Linked DNA regions of Homo sapiens: region 2 is linked to region 1. The links are chromatin loops, found by intact Hi-C in ENCODE. Cell type or tissue: right lobe of liver. All regions are shown on one strand. Each heading gives the region's core, and the rest is flanking DNA. Links, peaks and the distances in the headings are about the cores only. Region 1 overlaps CORO2B (coronin 2B). Region 2 overlaps CORO2B (coronin 2B).

The links. Hi-C counts contacts between places; a loop is a spot of excess contacts. Peaks named below come from ENCODE experiments on the same cell type or tissue, not always from the same donor. Only the 100,000 strongest peaks of a DNase experiment are listed, where the experiment ranks them.
Region 2: it touches region 1 in a loop (1.8-fold over the local background); 30 of 110 quality-filtered maps call a loop at or near these places.

Annotation. Positions count from the first base shown.
Region 1 is chr15:68,583,229-68,598,447 of GRCh38, forward strand. The region is part of intron 1 of CORO2B (coronin 2B); the gene reads left to right. Among named protein-coding and RNA genes, the nearest start is that of CORO2B, 12 kb to the left of the region's middle. RefSeq lists enhancers at 3,062-3,356, 6,981-7,772. In right lobe of liver, for the core only: no CTCF peak of the experiment used is centred there; a DNase peak (open chromatin) is centred at 3,227.
Region 2 is chr15:68,636,273-68,651,491 of GRCh38, forward strand. It overlaps CORO2B (coronin 2B), which reads left to right. Exons shown (of 12, transcript NM_006091.5): 2 at 8,888-9,088. LOC124903514 (a long non-coding RNA gene) reads left to right here and starts at 14,278. Exons shown (of 2, transcript XR_007064691.1): 1 at 14,278-15,219. RefSeq lists enhancers at 4,398-4,909, 4,910-5,421, 5,655-6,172, 14,972-15,219. In right lobe of liver, for the core only: no CTCF peak of the experiment used is centred there; no DNase peak of the experiment used is centred there.

The sequences.
Region 1 (15,219 bases), core at 2,216-4,715:
ATCATGTGTCTCTAGGGCCCCTACAGAGTCACCCATAGGAGAATAAAATTTTGGAGCGGGCAAATCACCCAACCCTTTCCCTTGAGAAATGAGGGAACTGAGACGCTGGGAGCAGAAGTTGTAACTTGCCCAAAGTCATTCAGTAAGTTTGAGGCTGGAGGGGCTGGCACCTCGGTCCTGACTCATGGTCAGTGCTCTTTCCACCCGGCTGCCCTGGCAAGGGGTCCTGGGGCATTCTGAGCAGGCACAAATGTTTTGGCCCCACTCCACTTACCCCACTGCATCGCCCCTTCCTGTCCTGCTGGTGCCTGGATTTCCCTCTGTGGGACACCATCTGCCCTAGATGGAAGAAGCATTGCGGGAGTGGGAGGAGGGACAGGATGTGGGGCAGGGGAGCAAAGTCCATAGGAGCCTTGCTATACCTACAGTCAGATGGCGAGGGGGATTATGAGGCCCCTCTGCCTCCAGTTCCCTGACGCAGAATCTAGGTACCCAGGAGATACCTGAACCTCCAGACATTCTACATCCCAGCACCTCGTTCCTGTCTGGGTCTCCCTGGGAGAGGAAGTAAGAGAGCCAGCACCTCAGGAAGCCTTGGTGAAGAGGAAGCGGGGGTACCAGCACAGACCCAGCTCCCGGGTGGGAGCCCACTTGCGGGTGGGCAAGGGCTCTGCCTGCTCTGCCCACACACCCATTATGCCTCCTCTCCCTTCCCGGCCTTCTTCCAGATATCCAGCATTCTCATGCTGGGAGGTGTGCGGCTAGCAGTCATTCGTTCATTTAGCCAGCACCCTCTGAGCACCTACTCTGGGCCAGGCCCTGTGTGAGGCATTAGGAAAACAGTGGCATTAGCCACAGTCCCTGGGATCCAGGACCTTAGAGGAGAAGGACATGGAAAGGCCAAAGCCTTGAGTTCAGAGTCTCGAGGTCCAGTGGGCATGAGCCAGGAGACCTCTTGCCTTGCCTGCATACTGTAAGTGCCTAATGAATGCAGGCTCTTTCCTTCCTTACTGTCTCTCCCTCTAGGCAATGAAGCTCACTCTCCAGAAAAGCGCTGTCAGGTGCTTTCTTCTGGACTGTGCCCAGAGGCCCTGTGTTCCCCTCCCCCGAGGCACTGCCACCTTGACACCTATGGCAGTTCTTAGAGGAAGCTGGGAAGGGTTTGAGGCTCTCCAGGGCTCCCAGAATCACCCCACAGTGGCCAGCCCTGTGAGGTTGGCACACACTTGAGTTTGGCTGGTTGGGAGTGTGGGCGCTGGCTGGGCCAATGTCCTGGCAGCTCAGGGATGGAGTGAGTTTTTCCACTTCTCTCCCAGGCCAGCTAGCTGAAGCAGACACAGCCTCCGCCAGGGCCAGGGCTGGTGGAGTCTCGGCTCCTGGCACCCGGGCAGCCCTGACTCTGATTTGGATATGCCTGGCCACAGAGCTTATCTGGTGTCCAGGAGATGAGAACGTGTGCAGATTCTCTCTGCGCCCAGCCCTGTCTCCTTCCCTCTTTTCCTGATCAGCCCCATTGGGTTCCCATTCCTTCCCCTGTAGGCCCTGCAGGCTCAGGCCCAGGGTCCTGGAGCACCCTGCAGCCTGGGGAGCTTGGGGCAGCTGGCATGGGGCAGGCCTTGCCAGGGAAGGACAGATGCAAATCCAGTGGCTTCCACATGAAAAGTAGCTGTTTAGAATGAGCCTCTCCTTTGTGGGCCTGGAGTGCGGGACCAGCTGCTAAGGAGGCACAAGTGGGGTGGGGGTGGGGAGTGGGGGAGAAGCCACCACCGCCCTTCCTCATCCCTCCTTTTTGCCCCCGCAGAGGCCCCTGGAGGGACTTTGTAATTGGTTTCTGGCTGGCAACCTCCTTCCAATTAATTAATGTAGCAATGGGAGGCTCCCAGGTTTGCTCAGGCTGTCTTTCGTACAGAATACATACATGGGTTACTTCCCTGAATCCCATCAGCTCTGTCATGGTGGGGACGGTCCCCTCTATTTAGGGACGGATAAACAGAGTGTCTGAGTGGAGAGATGACCACACCCTGGTCCCAGAGCTAATGTGGGTCAGAGGCGGGATGCACGCCCAGATCTTCTGGCTTTGAGCCAGAACCTTTTCAATCCGATCACATAATGGTCCACAACCCATGAAGATTAATCACCATCATCATGATAATAACAGTTATTAAGCAGGCGTTGGGCACGCATGATCGCATTTACTCTGTACAACCATGGGGTAGATTCTATTATCCATCCCATTTTCTAGAGGAGGAGAGTGAGGCTTAGTGAGAGTAGGTGAACGGCTCAAGGTCACAGGTTGAATGAATGGGTGGGGAGCAGGGATTTGTACCTGGGCTGTCTGACTCCAGAGAACACTTTCATCTCACTTCCAGGCCTTTGGTCCTGGGGCATGATCGTACTCTGCTTCCACTCCCCACCAACCCCCCACCTACAACACAGTGGGCTATTGTCTGTTGTGTTTGTGGCCCTGCCACTGAGGATGTGCAGGACAAATGCTGGTTGCCTTGAGGGTGATGCCCATGGTTGTGTCCTGCTTAGATTTGCCTGTGGTCTTTACTGGAGCTAGGAGTCATGTAAATGATTCGGGGAAGGGTGCTGGGGGAGGAGGGTGTCCTATACATGGTGTTTGACATCAGATTGGGCTGCTTGGGTAGGGCATTCAGCCGAGGGCAGAACAAAGTATGACAGAGGCAGAGCCGCCTTCTCCATTTCCATGAGGCTAGCTTGGTTCAGAGAACGCAGGTCCCTGGTCCAGGCCTGCAGCCCTTACGAAGCAGCCTTTTCTCGAGTTAGCCCCTGATGATTTGGGGTTCCACTGGCTAGGAATGCTGGCTTTGAAGTCAAACACATGGCAGTCTGTCATTTACTTGCTGTGTATTCTTGGGCAAGTTGCCTCACCTCTCTGAACATCTGTTTCCTCATCCATTCATTGGGATTGATAATAGTAACAATCCTTTACTATTAAGGATTGTTATTAAGATAAAGTGAGCCGATCCATGTGAAGCACTTACCATATGCCTGACATGTAGTGTTAGCTGTTATTCTCAGGAAGACAGAAAATTAATGAGTGTCCTGGGGCTTATGAAATGAGCAGTACAGGGAACTCTGGGAATAGCAGGGGGCCTGACCTAGTCAGAGGGATGAGGAAGTGACTTTAAGTTGAGTCATGAAGGATGAGTAGGAGGTAGCAGGTGAAAGGAGGGGAGCTGAGGAGGGAGCAACAGGCCGGGGATGAATGGGCAAACGTCAGGAGTCAAAAGCCACGGACCTTGATCACTTCCTGCATGCTGGACATTGATGAGAGCATGGTACAAGTATCCACTCATTTAATCCTCAGAGTGACATCATGGCATAGGTTACTGTTATCATCCCTGCTTTACAGATAAGGACACAGGCACAGAGAAGCTAAGTCACCTGTAAAAGGTGGCCCAGTGAGGCAGGATGAGGCTGGTCCAGACCCGGACCTCCGGATTCTGGCCTCTTTCCTTCCCGCTGCCTGCTGCTTGGTGATAGGGAGGGTGGCCTGACCCTGGCTGCTTCTAAAACTGACCCAGGCAAGGGGGTGTGGAAGTGCCAAGTTCAGTTGCCTACCCCGATGCCTCACGGAGCCTCCTTGGGCTGTGTAAAGTGGCCAGAGGCCCTCCTGGCTCTCAGGCAGGAGGGAGAAGTCATTTATTTTTCCAAAAGGAAACTTTGCTCTGGCAGGAAATTTTCCACCTTATATTTTTAGTGGGCTCAATTATGACCATTTTTGTTCTTTAAATCTTTCTTATTATCTATATTGGGCCTTGGTCTTTAAAGTCAAACTATAGGGAGATATGTATACACACACACACACACACACACACACACACACACACACACACACACAATTTTTTTCTAAAGTGTTAAAAGTCCACACCAATAGTCCCAGCTACTCAGGAGGCTGAGGCAGGAGATCATCCTGGGCAACGTAGTGAGACCCCATCTCTAAAACAAACAAACAAAAAAAACCCCCTAAGTGTCTGCAGTTTGGTGTCTGCTCTGTCCGAGCTCAGAGAAGGTGGATGTTTTACATGGTGTTCATGCCACAGGCTTAAACTTACTGTCCCCTGTATGAGATAAGTGTCAACACCCCTGGAGGCTCTGGCTGCCCAGAGCGGTGGTGTGTGGAGGCTCACCCTGGGTAGGTGCTCATGCTAATTGCTGGGAAGCCTCCATGATCAGTATTTAACTCCGGAGATGTCTGAGGTCATCTGGGCCAGCACTCTGCCTGTACGGCACTCTACACTTTTTAGGAATATCACAATGATTCCTAATTTTAATTTAGATTCGTTTAAGAAATACCAATTTAATAGTAGTCAGTTCTCAGCCTTTCACCAGGTGCTAGGCCCCTGCTTTCAAGGGACCAACAGACAATAACAATAACAATAATAATAGAAGCGGCTAACCCTTCCGGAGCACTTAGTTTATGCCAAGCATATACAATATGTTTTATATGTATTAATTCATTTAAGCTTCATGACAGCCTATGAAGTCTGTGCTATTATTATCCCCCTTTCTATGGTTGCAGAAATGGAGGTCCAGGGAAGGAAGGGAGGTAACTTTTACAGTGTTCCCACAGCCAGTCAGGGACTCAGCCTGCCTCGCAGGCCTTCTGTCTTGCCACTTTGTCAGGCTGGTGGGAATGACCCGGAAATATGTGGTCCAGAGCATGGGACCTGGAGGCAGAAGACCCAGGCCTCGCTCTTGCCTCTGCTCCTTACTGTGTGACCTTGGGCTAGTCCCTGGATGTCTCTGAGCGTCTGTGAAAATGAAGTTAGTAGTCTATCTCTGTAGGGTGCTCTAATATTTAAGTAACATGGAAAGATGTAAATAAGGTGCTTTGTAGATGTCATGGCAGGAAATGGTTTATTGTGATGTCTAATCTGTGCCCACTCCTTTCCTCTTCCTCACCAGTATTTCAAGGCCCTCAGATTTAGGCAGTTCCTTCCAATAGCTAGCCCACTTCTCCCCTGCTGTAGTCCTTATTTCAGAATTGATTCATACTCTGTGGGTGGAAGAGAAAAGTTCATCTCTTCCAAACAGCCTCTATCTGTTTTTACTCTGTCAGGCTAGTTTGGTGCAGATGAAAAGTTGCTTTTCTCTCTTCCTGTTCTGTCTATTTTGGCTGTTTTAATATGCTTGGGACAAATAATCTGGCTATAAAAATGTGGTGTCCTGCTTTCATTTGAAAAGTGAGCCAAATAAAGCATCCAAACCTTGATCTGTATTATCCCGGCTCTCTGTAGATCAGAGCTCCCTGTGGAAGGCGAGGGAAGGTGGGTCCCAGAGCACAGTCCTACCTGGGTCCCTGGGCAGAAAGACCAGGTTCCCACTGTCAAATGACCTTGATCTTTGCTCCAGATACCTCCCGATGCCCCCAGCGCTCAGACCTGCTTTTCCTTTAGGTTTATGGAAAGGAATAGCCTCTACTAGCTTGAGGCATTTGCAGCAAATCATTTAAACACCTTGAGTTTGATTTCAGAACTAACAGTTTTATAATCTGGAATCTGGTAGAATCCAGGACGTGGAACGGCTGATGGAAAGAAAGGTGTTGGTGGAAGGGGACAAAGGGATTTAATTCCTGAGGATTTTTATTTAACTCCTGAAAAATTGCTGGTTATGCCTGCCCTGCTGACCTCCAGGTGAAAGACCAGCTTGCAAAAATGCATGGGGAAATTTGGGATTCCGAGAAATTTGGAATTCTGGGAAAGGGGATTTCTGCATACCTGAGTGGCCAACTGATAACTTTATCATCACAAATCTTTCTTCTAGAGACCCTGAGTCTGCCTTCCTGCCTTACTCATTAAAAGATCTGGGAACAAACTCAAGTTATTATGGATTGAGGCTGTTTCAGGGCTTGAGCTGTTCTGTTAAACTGACCTTTTCAGGGTTCGGATCCACATTAATTTCTCAATCCTTGGAGTTCCTGTAGCATGTGATCCCTGGTATACCAGCCAGCAGGTAAAGGCCTAATGTGCCTTGTTTGCTGATTATCTTATGAGCATGATCTTTGGCTCCCTAACTTGTGAGCTTGCTGAAGCTAGAGATTAGGTCTGATTCTTTTTAGTAGCTTTCACAGCATTCATCAAAGGGCTATGCATGCCAGTTAGAGTGTGTTGTGGATTTTTCGAATACCAGGTATAGACATATAAGATTTGGCAGGATTTGGAGCAAACCTAAAACATTCCCTGTTGCTGCTTGGACAAAATCTCTACTGTTAGAGATCTGTGGACTGCTACAGCCGGAAGGGACTTTAAAGATGTACAGTAGAAACGCCCATTTTGCAGAGGAGAAAACTAAAGCCCTAGAAAGTTTTCCCAAGGGGGTATAGGAAAGATGTGGCTGAGTGGGAACTGGGGCTCCCCCAAGTTACTGCTCAGGTTGGGTTTTCCAATTCTGTGGGTTTTTTTCTAGGCTTCTAGTAGTTGCCCGATGTTGGCAGGCCAAGGACTGATTCAAAAGTGGGGAATGGGAGAAAGTTCCAGAAAGGAGACTTTGAGAACTTAACCTAGATGGGAGGAGGCACCTGGTTGGAGAGACTTGGCTCCCCAAGTGACCAACTAGGAGCGCCCTGACCAGAGGCCTGGTTTGGCAGTGGCAGAGGCAGAGGGAGCAACTTCGGAGCCCTTTCTGCTCAACCATCAGGCTGCGGCTGCCCAGGCCTGGCAGTGCATGCCCTACATGCCTGGCTGCCCCCCTGGCCTCCACAGTGGCCCGTGACCCCCGGCTCTCCCTCCTGGAAGCTGGCCGTCCTGGCACACTGGGCTGCCAGCAATCTTTCCCTCCTTTGTTTCTCTGAAACCATGAGAAGGGCCGCTGAGTTGGGAGCCTGGGTTGCTAAGAGCTTTCCTCAGGCCAGACCATATCACCAGCTTGAGAAGTCTCCTGGCCAAGATTTCCCTGGAACTCTGGCTCAGAGGGAGGGAGAGTGGGTGGAGGGAAGGGGAGAGGGTACTCAGGAGCCACAAACAAAGCTGCCCCTCTGCACCACCGCCCCCCTCTCCCAGGACCAGAGTGTAGGAGCAGCCTGGGAGCCACAAACTCAGTGGGCCTTTGCTTTTTGAAGAGCCCTGGGAACAATGGAACAACAAAGCTCTTCGGAGGCTGCCCCCCCATGCCCAGCCCTGCACTTCTGTTCTCTCAGGTACCCCCATAACTCTGCTGTTACCCCCACTTTTCAGAGGGGGAGACAGCCTCCGAGAGGATGGCCTGCCCTGCTTCACACAGCAGGAAGGGGCAAACTGGGCCATAACCCGCTGGCTGCACCGCCCCATGCACAAGCAGGAGCTGCAGGCCAGCTGGCCTGGCAGTGGATGGCTGAGGGTGCTGCGGGGCCGCTGGTTTAGAAGGTCCTCCCCTACCACTTCGCTTAGAACCCACTATAGAATTCCCTTCCTTTGGGTCTTTTAGGTGTTCTTAAAAATACAAGTCCCCCTGAGGGGGTAATAATGCCCTAAGTGGTTGTCATTGACTGGACCGAGCCTGCTGGAAGGAAAACACTAGAGTAGGTGCAGGAGGGGTTCCTGAGAGGCAAATGAGGCAGGAGGGAGAGCTGGTTACTGTAAGTGAGCCAGTTTTGCCAGGGAAGTGAGTGTGGAGAGGAGAGGACAGCCAAGCTTATTCTGTGTTCCTCTCCACCCTGGCTGCCCTGTTCTCCTATGCAGGGCCGGCCGCCTTCCCCATCCCTACCCTTGTGCAAATAAAACGAGGACTGAGATTTATTTAAAAAAAATTTGCTGAGCCCTGTGTGCCAGGCCCTAAGCGGCATTGAGGGTGCAGGGATGAACCAAAGCAGTCTCTGTCTCCAGGGGGATCCTGGTCTGTGGGGGGACACAGGCTGCAGGACTCAGAAGGACACATGGCTGCAGGGATGTTGGGGAAGGGAGGCTGATGGGTGGAGGCGTGGAACAGCAGTGACAGGGACATGTGCACAGAACTGTGAAACTATGAGAGACGTGGCTGGGCAGGCCAAGGAAGCTCTCTGGAAGGAGAGATCTTCCCTCAGTCTTCCAGCATGAGTAGGCAGAGGCAGATGAAGAGGCAGGAAAGGCATTCCAGGTTGAGCGGGCAGCGTGAACAAAGGAATGGAAGGGGAAACATGTTTGGCTTATTCTAGGAGAGAACCAGTTGGGTGCTGCTGGGCTGGAAATGGAGGGGCTGTATGTGGCTGGACAGGCAGGCAGGGGCCATGGGGAGCTTTGGATGCCAAGCCAAGAAGCTTGAGCTTCATTGTGTGGTGTTGCTGGGAGTCCTAGAGGGGCTTTAAGCAAAGGAGTGATGTGATCCCATTCACACTTTAGGTGGTCTGTCCCTACCCACATTGCCCTAGAGGCAGAGAGGTGAGTGGACATTCTCAAAGCCTATGTGCAATGAGGCGGGGAAGGGGTTTCTGAGCCCCTAGCCCAGACCTCCTGAAGGTCTCTCCCTGTGCCTGGGAGCTGGGTGTCACATATGCCCCACCCCATACCCTAAGATGGGAGTCCTGGCCTGGACCACTCCATGGTATGGGCCTTTCCCATCTGCCTGGGCTGCCAGATGGTTCGATCTAAGGGTTGAGAACATAGGAGGGGGCAGAGGACCAGAAGTTTCCTTCTAGGAAAACGTGGTTATAGCATGGCGAGAAGAGCACTGGAATGGGATTTCAGGAGCTCCTGCCTAAACCCTAGCCCTGACCCTCCCTGGCTGTGTGATCTTGGGTTGGTCACTTCCTCCTCTGGTTGGGGACTGCCTCACCTGGTTTGAGGCTGGGTGCAGAAGTGAGCTTCTGGATGCGAGTTTATGCCCTGATGCTGCCCAGCCTTGGGCCCTGTTTTACCCTCTTCCCTTCCCCGGTGTCCCCAGACTCTGCAGCCAGTGTGTCTCCTTCTGCGCCGTGTCCTCCAACCACACATCCACTCCAGACTGCCAAGAGTTGTGACAAGTTCATGAGACTTGGAGGTTAAGGACCAGAGTTTGAGTCCTGCCAGCTTGCTTGCTTGGAGGAGGTCTCAACCTTTGTGTTCATTGTCATACATGTGGTGTAAATTCCAGCCCTTAGCACACATAAGGGAATTTTCTGAGTCAGCGTCTTTCATGTCTCTTGGATATACCCCACCTGTGCTTGTTCTGTCTATTTCATTGGGAGAGCCCTCATCTGATGGAATTCTATATCCAGTTTTTAGTGGTTACCTGGGGTGGGGATAGGGGTAGAGTATTAACTGAGATAGGGTATGAGAGAAACTTCTGGAGTGATGGCGGTTACATGAATGCATACATGTATAAAAATCTGTCAAGGCAAACACTTAAGATTTGTGCACTGTAGGCATGTTATATATATTTTACATCTCAATTAAAAATAAATAAATGAAAAAAGATTCTTCCCAGCTTTCTGGTTCAAGTCCCACCTCTCTGCATCTATTCATATATTCATTCACTCTATAAATATTTGTTTGTGCTCCAGCCAGCCCAGGCATACAGAGATGGAGAGGCTGGTCTGTGTACTGTACAGTATGTACGGAATGTACAGTATTCTGGTCTGTGTACTGTCATGGGAGCTCAGAAGCACAGAACCTTCAGGGCTCATGGGGATATTGACCATGGAGGTGGTTCTCAACCCCGGCTGCAAATCACCTGGTGAGGTTTAAATGCCTGTTTCCAGCTTCATGTATGTTTTAGTCCATTTTCTGCTTCTGTAACAGAATACCGCAGACTGGGTAGTTTATAAAGAACAGAAGTTTATTTGGCTCATGGTTCTAGAGACTAAGAAGTCCAAGAGCATTGCACCAGCATCTGGTGAGGGTCATCCCATGGCAGAGGCATCACGTCATAGTGAGTGTGTGAGACAGAGAGAGGAAATTGGGCCAAACTCATTCTTTCATCAGGAGCCCACTCCCAGGATAATCACATTAATTAATTTGTGAGGGCAGAGCTCTCATGACTTAATCCCCTCTTAAAGGCCCCATCTCTTAATACTGTTACATTGGCAATTAAATTTCAACATGAGTTTTGGCAGAGATATTCAAACCGTAGCCATGGGTGTATGACCTGTTCAACATTTGGTTTAATGTTCTGTTGTCACTGTCTTGAAATTCTTAAAAACTTTTGAAAAAGGGGACCTGCAAATGAAATAGTTGGTCCTCCCTGTCCTCCTTCCCCCAGAACAATAGAATCAGAATCTCTGAGAGGTGGGATCCAGGCAGTCACATTTCTTAAAAGCTGAGCTTCCATTCTCTAGCAGCCAGGTCTGGATGTAGCCCTACTCCTAGACATTTGCTGAAACACAATCTGGAGCCTCGTTCTCTAGACACTTGTGACTGAGCTGGAACAATAAGACTTCACACATGAGAGTGTCACAAGAGCAATTCCTGGGCAACAGTGTTAGAAAGCTACAAGGGAGCTCAGAGAGGAGGGGAAGAAGACCCTCTCTGGGTTTGTTTTTTTTTTTGCAACTCTGAAAAGAGCTATCAGTCCAGTTTGTCTGCCCCTTGATAGTATTTCCAGAAGTGGATGAGCTGTGAAGTGAGTTTGCTCTGAGGTGGCGAAGTGGGTGTAGGACGCATTGCACCATGCAAAGGTCCCATTGTGGGGTGGGAAGGTCAAGGAAGGCTTCATGGAGGAGGTGGCACATGAGCCATCCTGACCTGAGAAGGGCGAGAGAAGAGAAGAGAAGAGGAGAAAAGGCAAAAGGACAAATGCATTTAAGAAGGGGAAGGGCTCATTTGGGGGAAAGGGAGGAACTAGGCTAACTGGAGTATGACTTGAGCAGAGAGAGATGTGGTTGGGTGGCACAGGAAATGATAGTCTGAAGTCAGAATCCCGTCAGCAATGGGGAGCTGTTGAGTGTTCTGGATCCAAGAATAATGTGCTCCATAAATGTCTGAACGAATAAACAAAAGGGGTGTTTGGGGGAGACATAAAGGGGATTGGCCCTCTAAATCGCTGAGGTTTGCAGCCAGAACTCTGGTCCACCTGGCATGGAAGGCTCTGCACCCTCTTCCCCATAGGTGGTGCCTGTCTGTGCAGGAACCTGGTGTCCCCTGCAGTATGGTCCAGGGGCAGCAGTGACTGAAGCATCCCCAAGAATAGCAGACATGGAACAGACCATTTCCTCCCATTTCTAGGAACAGCAAGCTGTGGGTGGATGGGTAGGTGGAGGCGCTTTTGGTACAAGCTGAGCTGTGCTCTCCAGCTCTCACCAGGTTCCCCAGCCCAGGTGAGCAGCCCTGGCAGGAAGGTGCTATCTTGTATCTCCCATGGCCTGGTGAACACTAATTCCTTGGGCAGGGTGGTCCCTGCTTGGAATAGAGGAGCCCCGATTTCTGAATAACCAGCAGCAGATCTAAAGCAGTTCTGTTTGTTTCTGTCTCCTGAAATATTTATGCAGGAATATGAGAAAGGGGCTCTGTTTATTGAACTCATCCTCCAGGGCAGAAGCCGTGGGGAAAGAGCCACTTCCCATGTCTGCGAGCCAATGAGCAGAGGTGGAATTTCTTTGGGTTTGAAGTGAGACAGAGCCTGTGTGCTTGCAGAAGGAAGTGGGGTGGGATTCCTGGAGAGGACAGAAAGCCCTTTCAACCTCTTGCCTCCAGTCCCAGGAAAGCTTTTCAGCACATACTTTCCTGGCGAATCCAAATAATAACAATTGAAATCTCAGCCTTGGTTCTACTCTGGGCTTTGCCTCTATCATGCTGTGTGACCTTAGGCAAGTTGTTAACCTCTCTGGATTGTTTTTTTCCAATTCTGAAAAGAGTGAACTATCAGTCCAGTTCTAGCTGTCCGTGCAGTTCTAGCTATCAGTCCAGTTCTGTCTGCCCCTTGATAGTATTTTAAGAGTCAGTTGAGTTGTGCAGTGAAGTGGATTTAGGAAGCATTGTACCATGCAAAGTCCCAACTCTGCAGCATTCGAGGCCAGAGAACTGGCTGAGTGGCCAGCCAAGTGGCAGCCTCAGCTGTGACTTGTGGGGTCAGGCCAGAGAGAGTACTCTCTTGAGCTGGACCCTACCCTGCCTCAGGTTGGGACAAAGGGGCCCCCTCCCTCTTTCCTCCTCCAGCTAAGCCCTGCTGTCCTGTGTCCCTGAGAACACTGGCAGGATTTCCTCCCAGGAAGGGGGACATGGATGTCCAGTTTACATCCCTGGGAGTTGCAGACACCAGAGAAGCAAGGCAGCACTTCCCCATGACAGTGGGATACGCCTTATCGTCAGATATAGAAGCCTGTGGCTCCAGGCCCTGAGCCATGCAGCAGGGCTCAGATATCCGCTGTCCTCCTTTAGGGGACTGGGATCCCCTTCCCTCAGTTCAGCCCCTTGGGCAGGGCTTCAGGGGCTTCTCCCAGGGGTGGGTTCTGTTCTCAGCTCTGTGACTGGCTTGGTCTTCCTGTTTCCCATGGTGGACTTCATGAGTGGTAAAGTTAATAACAGTTATTATCACTAGACCAATCCAAATCTTAATACAAAATACCATCAATTAAGCACCTGCTCCATGCCAGGCTCTGTACTGGCTCAGTGGACACACAGAGGGGACCAATTTCCCCAGCCTTTAAGGAAGTTGAATTCTGCCTGGGAGGCAGACGGGCAAACAAATACGGATGAAGCCATTGGCTCAGCATTGAATGCGAGTCCTAAAGGCCGAGGGACCCTGGTGAGACGGAGCGGGCGTCTGGGAGGAGGAGGTGTTGGAGTGTGGCTCTGAACCTAGGTGAGGGAAGGAGCAGCGTGAGCAGAGGCCAGGGCAGCGACGCCGTGGGGTGCTCCCGAGCCACGAGGGTGCCCAGTGAGGTTTGAGTGTGGAGGGTCGGGGGCTGGGAAGGTGATGAGGGCTCAGGGGTGGCTTGCGGGGAGGTGGGAGTTGTGCAGGAGTGCTGTTCCTGGGCCCATGTGTATCAGTCCATCCATGAAGAGCCTTTTAGTAGTAAAGAGATGCGACGAAGTCATTAGATTCCACAACAATAAATCTTCATTAAGCATGCACTGTGCCCGTGACCCTAGGTGATGGGACAGTCCACATGGGTGAATAAAACAGGAACAGTCCCTGCCCTCAGGGACAGGCCCAGGAGGATGGGGAGACAGGACAGAACACAATCCTGACATCAGTGGTAGAAATGCTGTTAAAGAAAATACAGGGGCATGGGGGGTAGGGGGTGGGGGTTGTGAGAAGGGGATCCCCTGTGGAATGAAGGGGGGATAGAGCCCCATGGGATCTAGGGGGATCTTTCTGGCTGAGAGAGAAGCAATTTTGAGGCTCCAGCAGGAGCCTGCCTGCCACGGAAAGCACAGTGAGCAGGCCTGGTCTGGTGGGAAAGGAGATTGAAGGGGAAGGTGGGTTCTGGCTCCCATAAGGCTGGCCTGTGCTAGCTGCTCACTAATACTTCTCGACTGACTGGGAGGACAGATAGGTGAAGGATAAGGCTGGAGGCCTGGAGCCCAGCAGCCATGTTGAGGTGATGAGGATGGAGCCAGGGCAGAGGCAGCAGGCACAGGGAAGATGCATCTTCAGGCCTTGGGGATGGTGTGGGAGGAGAGGGGTACAACACAGCAGGCAGAGTCTTCCCGGAGCTCCTGGGAGAAGATCCAGATCCACAAACCCACGGGGAGAAATGGCCGCGCATCACGCAGAGCACTCCCCACGCCCCTTCCCACAGGCCACCCCAGCCACTCTGGCCTCCTGACCTGGGGCCCATGGAGCCCATCCTGTGGCTCTCCTCCTGCCTGCCTTCTGGAGGGTGCTCCAAACTGGGTCTTGTCCTCCTGCAGGGCCAGCAGGGCTCCGCAGAAGTCCTCAGGGACCGCCCTCCCCTGCCAGCCTCACCTCGAGTCCAACCTCATTAGTATTTTGAGCAGAAGCATATATATCTTTTTTTTTTTTTCCTGCAGGGAATTGGTGGCCTGCTCATTTCAAATTGCGTAAAACCAAAGAGCAATTAAGAGGCACAGCCTTCTCGGGTCAAGGAGAAATGACAGAGAGAGGTGGCTTTGCTCGCCTGGCTGCTGGCACATCTTTTCCAGGCTGGCCTGGTTTTGGGGTGACAGGGAGGGGAGATGCTGTGGGATTTTAATTCACCAGCAACAAAATACTAACGAGTAGGACAGAATCACTAATGCTTATTCAGCGCTTACCATGTTCCAGGGGCAGTCCTAATTGTTTTACACGCACCTCATATCACCCTTTCAATACCTAGGAAGCACAGGGAGATGGCTTCTACTGTTATGCCCATTCTGTGAAACTGAGGCTCCAAGGGGTTAAGCAGCATGCCCCAGGTCACACAACGGAAATGGAACCAGGGTTCTATTGCATCCCCATTGTGCCCCAGGGCCCATGCTGTTAACTGCCTGGCTGTTTGGCCTCTCAAAAGCATTGCATTTAGCCAATCACTTCTCCCTAATTTCTGTTTCCCCCCCATCAAAAAAAAAAAAATAAATAAATAAAAAATAAAAAAGACCAAACGAACAAAATCCTCCATTGCTATGGAGCTCAGAGGCTTCACCAGGGTTACTGTGGTGAACAAGGGCAGAGAGGAACCTCGGGCAAAAGTCCAGCCTGCGGTTCCCATCCTTGTCCCTCTCCCAGTGGCCTGCACAGTTAGACCCATTGCTCTTGGCTGGTGTGGAGGCATCTGACCCATTAGGGGGCCACTGTGGTGGTCCAGGCGAGAGGCCTGAGCTGACCAGGGGGATCCAGTGAGGACTGAGAGGAGGGCAGGATGCAGGGTGACGTTTTGGAAGTTGATGAGTCTGTGGGGGTGGGTATGAGTTAGAAGTCAGTGGAGAACCATGGCCACACAGTCAAGAGTGATGGAGAACCCAGGAGAAAGAGGTGGCGCTGATTTCTCCACCTTTTCTTCAGATCCAGACCCCCTCCACCACCTGGATCATCCACCTTGTTCCATAGACTTGGCTCTGAGAGCATTTTCACTGTTTCAGAGAATCGGATCCCAGAGGCTGAAGCTCAGTGCCCTGGGCTCTGTAGGCAGCCCCTGGAGAAGAGGGCGGGCAGTCTGGCTGGAATTGGGGTGTCCCGGCTCTCAGGGAACTGAGCTGGTTCCTGGCCCAGGCCATGTGGGTTTTAGGATTTTAGCATTGCTAAACCCTCCTAGAACTGCTGTGTGTGTGCACGTAAGCGTGTGCTTTGGTAGGGGGTGGAGATAAATGGGAAGTTCTGCTGTCTCTGCTTCTCTATTTTGCGTGGTCAGTGATTTTTACTAATAGTAACCTTCTGGGGAAA
Region 2 (15,219 bases), core at 7,666-10,165, 58 kb after region 1:
GGAAGCTGTCTTGAAGAGAATGAGGCAGAGGTGGCTACAGCCTTCTCCTTACATGTCCGGCCTTGTTCACCAGAGCAGGAAAGGCTGCAGGGATTCAGGGCAGAGGCCTGGTATAGAATAGACCGTGTCTCTGGCTGGGCTTGCATTGGGTGGTGGATGCATGCTGCGTATCCTCCCCTCTAGAGACTGTTGAGAAGGCGCCATCCCAGCCCTGCCTGTTCCCACTTGGCTTAGATCCACTCCCTGATAGCATGAGGGAGGCAGGACAGAGCTGGGTGGCGAGGAGGAATTCCAATTTCCTGGGTGAGAAAAATGAGGGGCTTGCCCAAGGGGCCCTGTGAGTTGGTAGGAGAACTGTCCTGGAACCCAAGAATTCCATGTTTGTCAGAGATGCAGAGAAAGACAGTGGAGTGACTCCAGATCATGGCCTTCCTAAGTCCCTGTACACCCCACCCAGGAACTTCCAGGTGTGGAGGTTTGGATTGATTCTTTTCTTCCAGGATTTAGGACTTTTAGTAGCTAACTGATGACTTTTAGGAGCTAATTGATGTCTTTTCTCCCAGTGCTGTCCAATGCAACACACTGCAGTGATGGAAATGCTCTGTAATCTCTGCTGTGCCATATGGTAGCCACTAGCCACATGTGCCTATTGAGCACTTGATATGTGGTTAGTCTAACTGAGGAGGAGTTTTCAATTTAATTTTAATTAATCTGAATTTAAGCAGCTGCATGTGGCTAGTAGCTACCATACAGGACAGTGCAGTTTTAGCCTACTCTAAGGTGCACAGGCAAGAGCAGATACTCCCAAATGTTGGTTCCACAGATACATGCCTTCACGACACACTCCTCACATGATTCTGATGCATAACCAAGTTTGGAAATGGTCAGGGCAGGGGTCTGAGAGACGCTATGCTGAGAGAAATGGCACAGTCCATGCACCTCCCATTGTCTGTTTGGCTTTCTCATTTTACAAAGGAGGACACTGAAGCCTGGAGTCCACTGGGAATTACTGCCCAGGCTGGCGAGCCCCTCGGGACTGTAGGCTGGTTCCCTCTGCTCCTCCAGTATGGAAACATGTGCTGTGTTCCTCCTGTGTGTCCACCTTTCCCGGGTGGAGGGGGAACAGATGATCAGCTCTCGCTCACGACCCAGAATGCTTTGGATGAGATGGAGCAGTTGATAACGGTGTCTTTCCTTCATGACAGTGCCATACTATTTTCTCTTGTGTTCTCATGTTCCATCCTCATACAGATTCCAGGACCCAGGTCAGTTGATACCCACATATCACAGAAGAGGACACTGAGCCTGGAGAAGGAAGGCGGCTTGTCCCAGGTCACATAGCTAGAGACCAAACTAGATGGAAAGTGCCAGTCTTTCTCTGACAGCACATGACCCAGGAGAGGCTCTGCCACATATCCTGATGGGCTGCCCCATGGGAGCTACCAGGGCAGATCTGAGAGTTCTCCTGGGCTCCCCCCACATTACACAGCTGTTTCCCAGGGGGCTTCCTCCCAGCCCTTTGATGTGAATGTAGCCACATTGCCCCCTCACCTGAGTCAGAAACTAAAAAAACTGCTCTCTTACATTTTCGTGTTCCACTTAAAAGCTAAATTTTGCTCATGTCATCATCTAGAAAATGCACCCGCTGGCCACAATAAATCATTTTTGAGATCCGAGGACAGGATACAATTTGCTTCCATGTGGAGTGTACATAGTGATTATCTCAGAGGGGAGAAAAAGCCATCCTACATTTCTTGAGAGGCTATAAGGGCCATTCAGCTGCAAAATGAATACTTTTTCCTTCCGGGCCCTCCCCATCTGGGAGGGAGACCAGGATGGCCCTGGGCCCAGGGAGAGGCTGCCAGGGAGCAGGCCCAGCAGCTGTGCACATCTGGAATCCAGAACCTCTCCCTCCCTCCTCCTGACCCTCAGCCCAGCCCAGCCCGCCCTGTCCTCCTCCTCCTGGCAAAGCCTGACCTCCTCAAGTAAACATTTGATTATTTGAAGTCAGAGACTCCCTCACAGGAGAAGGAGAGAGGGTAGAGCTAGTGTTGAGCAAGCACCCATCCTGGGCCAGACACTTTGCCAAGCAATTTGTGTTTGGTCACTTCATTGTATCCAGTGAGCTGGATGACATTATTCTCATTTTACAGTTAAGGAAACTGATATTCAGACAGGTTGAGTAGGTAGTCCAAAGTCGTACAACTAACAAGTAGCAGAGCCAAGATAGAAACCACTGGATTCTTTCTGACTCCTAAAACTCTTCCTGCTACAGTTTCTTTACACTTTTGTGTAGGGCCCTGTATTTATGGAGCTACTGGGGAGGGGTAAGAGTTGAGGTGGAGAGGCTGAAGGAGGAGAAGATATGTGTTGTATTGGAAAGAGCAGTAGACTAAGAGTCAGAAGTTCTTGGCTGAAGTCTTGGCTACACCATTTTGATAGCTTGTGACTTTGGACAAGTCTCTTTTAACTCCTCCATGAGCCACACAGACACTCTATGTTGTAAATGGGATTGTAGCACCTGCCTAGTTCTGCCCGCTGGACAGCAGCGGGGCTGACAGAGGTGGTGTCTGGAGAGGATCATGACTGCGGGTGGGCTTTTCAGGGTGGTTCTGCAGGCACTGGCCCCTTGCTGATTCTGTGCTGTCAACAGCAAGGGACTCACTAGGCCTCAGCCTGACAGCAGTACTGGGTTCAGAGGTGTTGGTATTCTGGTGATGAGGAGTCTAATGGAGACAGGGCTGCGTGACCAGAAGAAAGAACATGGTAGAGGAAGGGCTCATGAGGGAGGGTAAGGACCAGACCCTCATCCTGTGGGCAGGGCAGCACATCAGCCTGAAAATAAAATGCAAAACCTCAGCAGGCTGAAGTCACAGCCTTGGGGTGAGGTTCCTGAAGGAGGCACCTCCTTGTGCTTGACCTTGGCTCTTGCCCCCCTACCATACTGAGAGATGATTCAGCCAGAGTCACTATGAGGCTCAGCTATAAGGGAGCCCTGAACCCGGCATGGAGTGGGGTGGGGCTGTGCAGGGGCCAGAAGGAGTTGGATGATCTGGTAACTTACAAACCACTAACTGGAGAAAGAAAACATGCATATCTAAAGCTTGAAATAAGTGCCAAAAGCATTAATCAGCTCTGTGGGACACCCTAAAAGGAGGTGGCTATTGCCATGTAAGAGCTGTTGTCATTCAGGGTCACAGCAACCCAACTGGGGTAGGGGAATATAAAAGAGGAAGGCCCCCAGCCAGGGTGGCAGAACCAAGGTGGTAGACCCCAAAACTCCTCTCTGTTCCAACATGATGTCTTTAATAAAGTAGAGGAACTCTATTATCTCAGGGCTGGAAGGCAATCTAATTCCATTCACTGTTCCACATCGTCCTTAATCGGAGGTCATCCACCTAAATCTTGAACCCCCCCAGGGATGGGAAGCTGACTACCTATCAAGGTAGCTTCTTTTTCCAAGTTAGGCAGCTCTAACCATTAAGAAAGTCCTTTCTTTTACAGAGTTCAAAACCAATCTTGAAAACCAATCTCAAAACCAATATGTCCCAGTCTTGCGCCTTGTGCTCATTGGTCCTAAAAGATTCAAAGAGAGTGTGTTCTGCTCTCACTAGAATCAGTCAGGGGGAATCTACCAGGATCTGGGCAGGGCTTTAAGGGTAAAGGCAAAGGGCCAGATTTTCAGGTCACCTCTTGGCCGCCCCCACCGATTTCCCTTTGAGGTCTGGGCACCTCCCCCGGTTACAGCCTCGGCAAGGCCTCCTCTCTCTGGCAGAGTAGGGAGGAGTCTTTTCTGTTCCCTGCCTGCGCACCCATGCATCTGACCTCACAGTGAGGTCAGCTCCTTAGTAATGCAGGTCCTTCTGCAGACACCCAGCTTTGGCCCACAGTGTGTACTCGTGCCTGGCCTGGCCTTCCAGCCTCTGTCCATCACCTTCCAGAACAAACCCTTGGCACTGGCCAGGTGGCCTCCTCACTGCCAACAGCCAGACCAGGTGTGTGCTCACACATTCCCCCTGCCCTCTCCTCTCCTTTCGCATGCTTTACCAAAGCCAAGTAACTGATAATGGAGACATAGTAACCTGAATCAAATCAAGGCCTTAGACCTAACTCTTAAAGTTTACAAGGGATACAGGAACAACTTTGGCATTGCCCTGAAGCATCATGAGACAAATCATTGGAATGTTTTATAAGATGACTGACAACTGACCTGGTATCTTCCAAAAGGCAATGCTATTTAAAAAAAAAAAAAAGGTGATAGGAGTATTGTAGGTTAAAGAAGGCAAAAGAGAGATCACAACCAAATGCAACACATGAACCTAGGTTTCACTGAATCCTAGGTCAGAAACTAAAATAGCTGTAAAAGGCATTGGGGGGAAATTTAAACACGGGCTGGGCATTACATGGTACTGAGGAATGGTCAGTTTTCTCAGATGCGATGATGGTGATGTGCTAAGGAAATTGCCGTCCTTTGTAGGAAATGCATGCTGAAGTAATGAGGAGGCAGGAGTCATGATTTTTGCAAGTTCTTTTCCTGTAATTCCACAGAAGTAGAAAGAAAGAGAAGGGCTGGGGTAGAGGAGGAGGAGCAACTGGTGCTTGGAGCAGCAAAGTGTCTTTCCCAAGGTCAGTAGGAGTCTGAATGGGGAGCGGAGCCAGGACTGCAGACTCCCAGCTCAGGGTTCTGTGTGAAGACTTAGCATAGGTTCACGTGGAGTGGAGCTCCACGCCCAGGGTTGTGGAGCCATCGATCAACAGCAGCCCCTGACCTCCCTTCCCCTGGCCCTTTCAAAGGCCCAGCAGAGAGAATCTCCATGGAGATCCAGTCCCAGCCTACCAGCCACTGTGGAGAGGCCAGCCCAGGCTTGCTGAGAGACAGACACTCTCCATTCTTTCCAGGAAGCAGGCCTGCCTCATTCTAGGGCCTGCCCAGGCCCATCCCCGGGGAACACGCTGAGTGGGAGAACATGCCTGCTCACCCCGAGCCTGAGCGCTGTGGTCCCCCAGGATGCAGCATCCAGCTCAGAAGTGCTAGCTGGGCTGTGGGGGCAACAGGAGATGGATAAGGAGTCACTCAAGAGACCACAAGTGTGCCCACCAGAGCCTTCACCACAGATGCCTCCTTCCTGTGTCTACACCCTGAGGACTGGGGAGCTGGGGATTTGGGGGAGAGAGGAAAGAAGGGCAGAGAGTGGGAGGAAGCAGAAGGAGCAGGGAAAAGGAGAAGGGGGAGGGTGGACGAGGAAGAGGTGAAGTCAGATGGGAAAACAGGCACAGAAACTGCGGGCCGCTGAGCGCTCCACCTGGGGAACCTGGGGTAAGTGTGGACTTTGCCGGGTGGGCTCAGGAGAGCCTATCAGGTCAGCATGTCCTGTGCTGGGCATATGACAGGCAGCTTGGCACTGGCTCCTCCCAAGCCCTTGGAGGTGATGGGGATGATTAGCCACCTTTATTTTTTATTTATTTTTTTGAGACAGAGTTCGGCACTGTCGCCCAGGTGGTAGTGCAGTGGTGCGACTCAGCCCACTGCAACCTCCACCTCCCAGGCTCAAGCCATCCTCCCACCTCAGCCTCCCAAGTAGCTGAGACTATAGGTGTGTACCACTATGCCTGGCTAACTTTGTGTGTTTTTGGTATAGAGACAGGGTTCTGCCATGTTGCTCAGGCTAGTGTCTCCAATGCCTGGGTTCAAGCGATCTGTCCGCCTCAGCCTCCCGAGGTGCTGGGATTACAAGAGTGACTCACCTAACCCGGCCTAGCCTCTTTTTTTTTTTTTTTTTTTGAGACAGAGTCTCATTCTGTTGCCCAAGCTGGAGTGCAGTGGCGCGATCTCGGCTCACTGCAACCTCTGCCGTCTGGGTTCAAGCAATTCTCCTGCTTCAGCCTCCCGACCAGCTGGGATTACAGGTGCCTGCCACCATGCCTGCTATCCTCTTTAATATGGGAGTAGATGGAAGTGGCACAGAGAGGTTAAGTGATTTGCCCAAGTCACACAGCAGGGTTGGGATTTGAATCTAGGTGTGCGTGGCTTCCAGTCCGGTTCTTGTGACCCTTCCCCTTGTACCCCAGGGAGAGCCTGCGGTGACGTCTGCACTGGGAAGAGCAGAGAACTGGGCACTCAGTCTAGAAACAGGCCTTGTGCAGACCATCCCCGGTGCCCAGCCACGGGCTGTGCTGGGGTTGGAGACAGAACTTGCCATCCCTTTGGCTCCCTGAGCCTCAGGTTCTGGTGTCATCTGTCTCCCCACTAGGCTGGGCTCCCTTCATGGATAGGCTGGGCCTGCCACGAGGCCAGTTACCCAGCAGGTCTCCCCATGGCCTCCACGACTCACCTAGGCTGCCTGGGAAAAGTGCAAACTAGTCTTCAGTCTTTCAGAAGACCCTGGTATCACTTCCTGCCATCACAGAGCAGTGCCCCACCCCCAGGATGGAAGAGGCTAGGACAAGCTCTAGACTAGGAGCCCAGGGAGAGGCGCCGGCTGTCTGCGGATTCTGAGAAGGTCACTGTGGACTATGTAGATCAGAGTGAGTCAGGCCTTAAAGGCTGAGGGTTGGCTGCACAGAGAAGACATTCCAGGCTAGAATTGCACAGCAAGGAACAGGAGGTTGGAGTGACCAAGCTCAACACCTCCTTTCTCGTCTGTGGAAACTGTGGCATCGAGAATGTTCTGCATGGAAAAGACAGAGAAATACCTGGTGTTCTCACTTCAGATTAAACTTTTGCCAGGTCCACCAACCACCCATACTGTATTTTTCATACTGTATTTTTCTTTGAATTGATTCACTTTTTAAAACTTAGCCACATTAGCAGTAGTATCTGTGAAATCATGGATTTGGCATGCAAGTTATATTTTTTCTAAAGCAATTTAAAATAAACACATGACTGGCTAAAATTAACTTCATCTCTGTAACCATGTAAAGGACCACCTGGGACCCCACTTTGGGAATAGTTGGTGTCCTGATGAGGAGCCAGTGCTTGGGGAAGGGAGAGCCTTGCCTGCAGTCACATAGTCAGCTTGGGGAGGGGAGGGGAGAGGCTGGTCTGAGGTCACACAGCCTGGGGAGGAGAGGGGAAGGCCTTGCCTGAGGTCACACAGTCAGCCTGGGGAGGGGAAAGGGCAGTGACCCACCAGCCTCCCATCCAGTGCTCCTGCCTCTCCAGCATGACTTTATCCAGACAGTCTGGAGCAGAACTCAGCAGAGAGAGACAGCAAGTGGGACAGGGACACAGCATGGGCAAAGGCAGGGAAGTAGGGAGGAGCGGAGAGCAGGGAGACTGGCCCTGTGGGATGGAGGGCAACCTTGGGAAGTGGAGAAGAGGCAGTGGAGAGGCAGGGGTTGGGGCCCAGAGAGCTGGTGGAAGAGAATTTGCTTGAAGGTGAGGAATCTTCCCTGGGATTCTCCTTCTGGATTCTGAACTTCTTCCTTCAATAAAGAGGAGTTTGTGAATTAGCTCATGGCTTGATTTAAATCAAATGCAGGCCAGGCGGCACCGTGGCTCACACCTGTAATCCCAGCGCTTTGGGAGGCCGAGTCAGATGGATCACCTGAGGTCAGGAGTTCAAGACCAGCCTGGCCAACATGGTGAAATCTGTCTCTACTAAAAATGCAAAAATTAGCTGGGCGTGGTGGTGGGCCCCTGTAATCCCAGCTACTCAGGAGGCTGAGGTGGGAGAATCACTTGAACCTGGGAGACGGAGGTTCCAGTGAGCCGAGATCGCACCATTGCACTCCAGCCTGGGTGACAGCCCCATCTCAAAAACAAACAAACAAAAAGAAAAACCAACAACAAAAAAAACCAACTACAAAGTATATCAGTTACAACAGGCTAGGATATGCTGTAATAACAAATTAACTCCAAAATCTTAGCGGCTTATAACAAAAGTTTGTCACTCATGCAAAGTCCGCTATGGATTCTGTAAGTGTTCCAAGACAGCAACGCCTCATGTAGTGACTCAGCAATCCAGATTGCTTTAATCATGTGCTTTGTCATCACATGAGACTCTCCAGTTGTGATGGAAAAGTACTGATTCCTGGGTTCCATCCTCAAAATATTGGATTCAGTAGGTCTAGATTGGGACCCAGTAATCAGCATTTCTTATAAATGACATAGGAAGATCAGAGACTTCCCCAACCCCAGATGACTTTGATACAGGTGATCTGTGGGCCACATGCTGAGAAACCTTGCTCCAAAGGGTAATCTGGCATAGGAGGAGTCTTGGATTTCCAGTCAGGAGACCTATGTTCATGGCCCTACTTAGCTGTGTAGCCTTGGACAAGTCACTTAACCTCTCTGTGCCTGATGATATGATGATAATATCCAGGACTCAGAGATTTCTGAGGGTGTACCTGTGGATTAGAAACACTAGAGAATCCGAGGGGATGACAGTGGATGGGGGGTTGCCTTCTTGCACGTGGAGAGACATCTCCCCACCCCACTCCTGCTGTGGGCCCTGTCCTCAATCTTGGTAAACACTGGCCTCTGCTGTCCGCATCTCCCATGCTGAACCGAGCACAGTTCCAGATACTCAGGAGGGAGTCTGTATGTGTTCTTGCTTCGCTCTATCACATGATAGGTTCCTGGGTAGTAAAAGGACCCTACAACCTTTCTAGAAAGTGGGGTGGGCATGTGTACCAAAAGCTCCTATGCCAATCTTTGTTTTTGTAAGACTTTATTAAAAGATGAAACCCACTAGAACGGGCTGGGCATATGAGTGTGCCCTGAATTCTTGGATGCTTCTTCCTTTCCATCTCTTCCTGACAGGGGACCCAGGGCCTGCTCACCTGCTGCACCTCTGAGCCGCAGCTTCCCTCCCCCAAGAGCCCAGCCGAGGCCCTTCATGGCACAGGGCCCAGCCTGACCCTTGTCTCTCCTGGCCCCTCACAGATGTCCTGGCGTCCGCAATACCGTAGCTCCAAGTTCCGGAATGTCTACGGGAAGGTGGCCAACCGGGAGCACTGCTTCGATGGGATCCCCATCACCAAGAATGTGCACGACAACCACTTCTGTGCCGTCAACACCCGCTTCCTGGCCATCGTCACCGAGAGCGCAGGGGGCGGCTCCTTCCTCGTCATCCCCCTGGAGCAGGTAGGTGGCCCCTACCTTCACTCCAGCTGCAGCTCCAGGGCAGAGAGGAGCCCTCCTTGGTCTCTCTTAGGCCTGTTGACCCTACTTCTCTCTGAGTTCCCACCTTTTACTTCCTCATCAAGCATCTAGTGGCTATGCCTTCTTTAGGGTTTTCCTGAGATTCAACAGAACAAGTGCAGGACCTGGATCCAGGAGACCTGAGATCTCTTTCCAGAGCTTGCCTAAAGGTATGCACTTGGACAAGCCACTCCCTTGGTGTACACAAGGTTCCATTCCCTGAGGGAGTGGAACACTCTGATCTCCAAGACCAAGTCTAGCTCTACCACTCTGTGTCCTGAGTGTCCTCTTGGTTTGGAGCCGGAAGGGATGAAGACCTAGCCATAGGTATTATACATTGAGCATCTGCAAAAATTATACAATTTTTTTTTTTTGAGATGGAGTCTTGCTCTGTCGTCCAGGCTGAAGTTCAATGGCGCGATCTCGGCTCACTGCAACCTCTGCCTCCCAGGTTCAAGCGATTCTCCTGCCTCAGCCTCCCGAGAAGCTGGGATTGCAGGCACGTGCCACCACGCCCAGCTAATTTTTGTATTTTCAGTAGAGATGGGGTTTCACCATGTTGGTCAGGCTGGTCTCGAAATCCTGACCTCAGGTGATCTGCCCACCTTGGCCTCCCAAAGTGCTGGGATTACAGGCATGAGCCACTGCACCTGGCCCACTCATTTTTTTTTTAATTGCTCTCTACTGAGAGACTGGAAATAATTTACCTTCTTCCCCATCCCCCACCTCCTATCTAAAGATTTTCCCCTTTCTGCAGCTGCTTACGTGAATATAACAGATTAAATCTGAAAAACCTAGATCATGAAATTTTTAAGCCATAGCCACTCAGGCGGAGTCCCCAGAGGCCCGTGGGAGGTCACGCGCTTCAGGGAAAGTGCTTGCTGTCAGTCCCACTTGTTTATGGCTGAGTTCCCCCTTCCCAGCCTGACTCATCCCCACTCCCACCCTCCGCCAAATCGCTCAGGGGGAGGAAGAGGTGCATGTGGAAGGAAGCCTTGGTTCTCAAAATTCACTGTCAGCTGGTGGTGGAGGATGGATTTTTCCAGTCTCTCCTACCCACAGTGGGGGAGCACAGATTTGGAAAAGGCTTAGACCAGATCTTCCTCTCCATCAGAGGGGCAGCTGCAGGGACACTGAGGACAGAGCCTGATGCACAGAGAGGTCCAAGGAGCATGCACTTGATGGCGGGAGGTCTGGGTTCTGCCCTTGCCAGACTTGGGACCGTGTGCATGTCACTTCACCTCTCTGACCCTTATTTTCCTGTAATGGTAAAAGCAGGATCAGAAATCCTCCTCTGCCTACATCTGTCATGTTGGCCTTAAGTGAGATAATAGATGTGAAGCTCCTAGTGAACCACACAACATGTTAAGGATGTTTGGTTACTTTTTTGGGGAAGTTATCCACTATGCTGGTCAACTTGGCAAAGGCTCACAGCAGCTCTAACACATTCGGAAGGATCCTCAAATGCAGCTTCCCTTCCCTCCTGAATCAGATGGCCTCCGATCACTGTTGCCTCAGGGACGCACTCAGCTCCATCCATCCAGGCCTGCAGGTCCCCAGGAACATGTGGGCTGGTTCTTACTGAGGCTCAAACCTATCGCCGGCACCCTGCCATGCTCCACTTTAGGCTCACAAGGGTCAACAAGCAATACCTCACATCATGACAAAAATTAATTCCAGATGCATTAAAGATCTAAACATTTAAAATAAGAAAAGCTACATGTGTATTAGAGGAAAATGGAGTGCATGTTTAAAATCATGCAATGAAGAAAGGCTTCCTAAGAAAGCCAGGAATCCCCCAAATCATAAAGGAAATGAATAGGTTAGAATAAATTTTTAAAAGACAGTTTCTGTATTACAATGAGGCACCTAAACAAAATGAAAACTCAAGCCACATACTTGACTACAATATTTGCAATATATAATAGACAAAGTATTCCTGTGAAGAATATATAAAGAGTTCCAGAAAAATTAACAAGAAAAAGAACCCGACCGGACACGGTGGCTCACGTCTGTAATCCTAGCACTTTGGGAGGCCAAGGCAGGCAGATCACCTGAGGTCGAGAGTTTGAGGCTAGCCTGACCAACATGGAGAAACTCCGTCTCTACTAAAAATACAAAATTAGCCAGGCGTGGTGGCACATGCCTGTAATTCCGGCTGCTCTGGAGGCTGAGGCAGGGGAATCGCTTGAACCTGGGAGGCGGGGGTTGTGGTGAGCTGAAATTGTGCCATTGCACTCCAGCCTGGGCAACAAGATCGAAACTCCATCTCAAAAAAAAAAAAAGAAAGAAAGAAAGAAGGGACTGGGGCCAGGTGCCGTGGCTCACGCCTGTAATCCCAACACTTTGGGAGGCCAAGGCAGGAAGATCACTTAACCCCAGGAGTTTGAGACCAGTCTGGGCAACATAGTGAGGCCCTGAGACCCTGTTTCTACAAATTAAAAAAAAAAAAAAGAAAAAAATTAGCCGAGCATGATGGCTTGCCCTGAAGTCCCAGCTACTTGGGAGGCTGAGGTGGGAGCATTGCTTGAACCCAGGAATTGGAGGCTGCAGTGAGCTATGATCACTCCCCTGCACTCCACCCTGGGCAACGGAGAAAGATCCTGTCTCTCAAAAAAAAAAAAAAAAAAAGAGTCTGGGCATGGTGGCTCACGCCTATAATCCCAGCACTTTGGGAGGCCGAGGTGGGTGGATCACCTGAGTTTAGGAGTTTGAAACCAGCCTGACCAATATGGTGAAACCCCGCCTCTACTAAAAATACAAAAATTAGCTGGGCATGATGGCATGTGCCTGTAGTCCCAGCTACTTGGGAGGCTGAGACAGGAGAATTGCTTGAACCCGGGAGGCAGAGGTTGCAGTGGGCGAGATTGCGCTACTGCACTCCAGCCTGGGTGACAGAACAAGATTCCAGCTAAAAAAAAAAAAAAAACGAAAGAAAGAAACAAAAGGCCGGGTGCAGTGGCTCACGCCTGTAATCCCAGCACTTTGGGAGGCAGAGGCGGGTGGATCACAAGGTCAGGAGATCAAGACCATCCTGGCTAACATGGTGAAACCCTATCTCTACTAAAAATACAAAAACAAAATTAGCCAGGTCTGGTGGCGGGCGCCTGTAGTCCCAGCTACTTGGGAGGCTGAGGTGGGAGAATGGTGTGAACCCAGGAGGTGGAGCTTGCAGTGAGCCAAGATTGCGCCAGTGCACTCCAGCCTGGGCCACAGAGCGAGACTCCGTCTCAAAAAAAAGAAAGAGAGAGAAAGAGAGAGAGAAAGGAAGAAAGGCAAAAGATATGAATAAGCAATTCACAGAAGGCAAAATATATATTTTAACCTACTAATTGGAAAAGATTTAAAAGAGTAATAATCATCAGTATTGCCAAAGGTGTGAGAGAGCAGGTGCTCAAATACACTCTTCGTAAGACGTAAATGAGGCAAGTTGGCAATTTCTACTAATATTTAAAGATGCATGTCTACTGACCTAGCAATTCCACTCTAGGAATTCATCCTACAGAAATATTCTCAAGTGTATTTAAAAAATACGTGTGCAGCATTTTTTAGTACTCGATTATTTTTACAAGCCTCAATTTTTAAATTATATTCAATAAAAATAAAGTTTCTCTGTCAAATTGCTTAAACGTTTCTAAACGCTTCCTCTCAATTTCTGTAATGGTAACAAAATGTTTTACACTGTCAGTAGCACTGGTCTGGAATATGATCACACTTTGTAAACACTTCATGGACAGCAGAAAAGAACGTGTTCTTTACAGAGTATGTCTATATATAGAAATATGCTATATATATACATATCAGGTGTATTTGATATATATCTTTTTTCAACTTTATTTGTTCACGTGCTGTAATATATTTTATTTAACTTGATTAATCATGGACTTATTGTGACCACTCACACTACCAATTGATTTCTGTTGTTTTCTCTCATTTCAAGAAGTTTTCACTTTACATGAGTACTGAGTGATTGTGTAGCAATTTTATGATAGTGAAAGGTTGGAAACAACCTGCAGGTCCATCATTAAGGAAATGGGGTAAACAAATTAGGGAAGAGCCACACAAAGGGACACTATGCAGTCATTAAAATGATGCTGTAGAGCAGTCTCGTTCTCCAGCGTTCAGTCTCAGGATCACTTTCCACTCTTGATTATTGAGGATCCCAAAGAACTTTTGTTTATATGGGTTATATCTGTCAATAGTTAGCATATTCAAAATAAAAATGAAGGAATTTTAAACTATGTATTTATTAACTTGCATAATGATAAGTCTATTTCATGTTCTCCTGAAAAACATATTTTTATTAAAAATAACTTTTTTTAAGACAAAAAAGTTAATGAGAAGAATGGCATCATTTTACACTTTTGCAAATCTCTTTAATATATGTCTGGCTTATTAGAAGACAGCTGGCTGGCTTTGCATATCACACATTATGCAGCCTTTGGAAAACCCCACTATACACTCAAGAGAGAGAATGAGAGTGAAGTGGCAGACAATGTCTTATTATTGGGAAAATACTTTTGACCCAATGGACTGCATTAAATGGTCTCGGGGATCTCCAGAGGTCCCCAGACCATACACTGAGGACCAGCGATGCAAAGTAATATTTAACAAGAGAAAACTATTTATATGATACACTGTTACGTGAAGAAATGCAATATGCGATTAATCACATTAAAAATATCTACCCCCTGTAATCCCAGCACTTTGGGAGGCCGAGGCGGGCTGATCACCCGAGGTCAGGAGTTCAAGACCAGCCTGACCAACATGGAGAAACCCCGTCTCTACTAAAAATACAAAATTAGCGGGGCATGATGGCAGGTGCCTGTAATCCCAGCTACTCAGGAAGCTGAGGCAGGAGAATTGGAGGCGGAGGTTGCGGTGAGCTGAGATCGCGCCACTGCTCTCCAGCCTGGGCAACAAGAGCGAAACTCTGTCTAAAAAAAAAAAAAAAAAAAAAAAAAAAAAAAAAAAAAAAAAAAAAAAAAATGGAGACATTCCTGGCCAACATGGTGAAACCCCCGTCTCCACTAAAAATACAAAACTTGGCTGGGCGTGATGGTGCGTGCCTGTAATCCCAGCTACTTGGGAGGCTGAGGCCGGAGAATCGCTTAAACCTGGGAGCCGGAAGTTGTAGTGAGCCGAAATCGCGCAACTGCACTCCAGCTTGGCGACAGAGTGAGACTCCGTCTCAAAAACAAAAACTATCTGTTTACCTATCTGGAAGCGACTGCAAAAATATACATCAAATGTCAAAAGTTGTTACCTCCCAAGTATTGGGACCATGAGTGCTCTTTAATTTTCTTTTCCCTTAGCTATATGATCTAAATTTCTTACAATCAGTACTTAACGTTTTGTACTTTCGAAAAAATAGAGGCAATTCGCTGATGTGAAGAGGGAGCCCCTGAAGTTTCAGAGGCCCTACAGGCCAGAGAGGGGCTCAGTGCAGGGTGTGCACTGGGTAAAGACGAGGGGCCCCATCCGCTAGGTTTGCCTGCTGCCCTCTGGTCAGATGAATGTCTTCATCTGCCTTGAACATCAGCCCTCCCTTATGTATGTTGCAAATGTTTCCTCCCAGAGTAACACCTGAATATGGGCTCGCGGTAGAAAGTTCAAACAGAACTGCAGGACCCATAGTGAAGGAATGGCGAGGGGTGGGGTGGGTTACTGACTCCGTGGGAGGGTGAGGCAGCTCCTTGATCTGCGAGGCTCAAGTAAGTAGTTTGAGGCAGGACCCCGAGTCTGGGGACTATGGGACGCAGGGTCCCGCCTCCAAAGCGGGATGACTTAGGTATTGGAGCCAGCGCCGGCTTCCCCTGCCGCCCAAGCCATGGCCGTCCCTCTACCGCCCCCTGTGGTCAGGGCTGGGCCTGCAGGCGTGGGACAGCCTCTAGGTTGGTGCAGGGGGTGCGGGGAGAGGGAGGCAGTCAGGCCCAATGCGGAACCCTTCGTTGATCTGGCAGCGGTGGAGATGTTGTTCCACACTAGCCGATTTTCTAGGAAGGAAAAGGGTCAGATTATTTTAGCTCCAGTTTTCACCCCCTCAGTTTGATAGAAATTTCCCTGAAAACAGT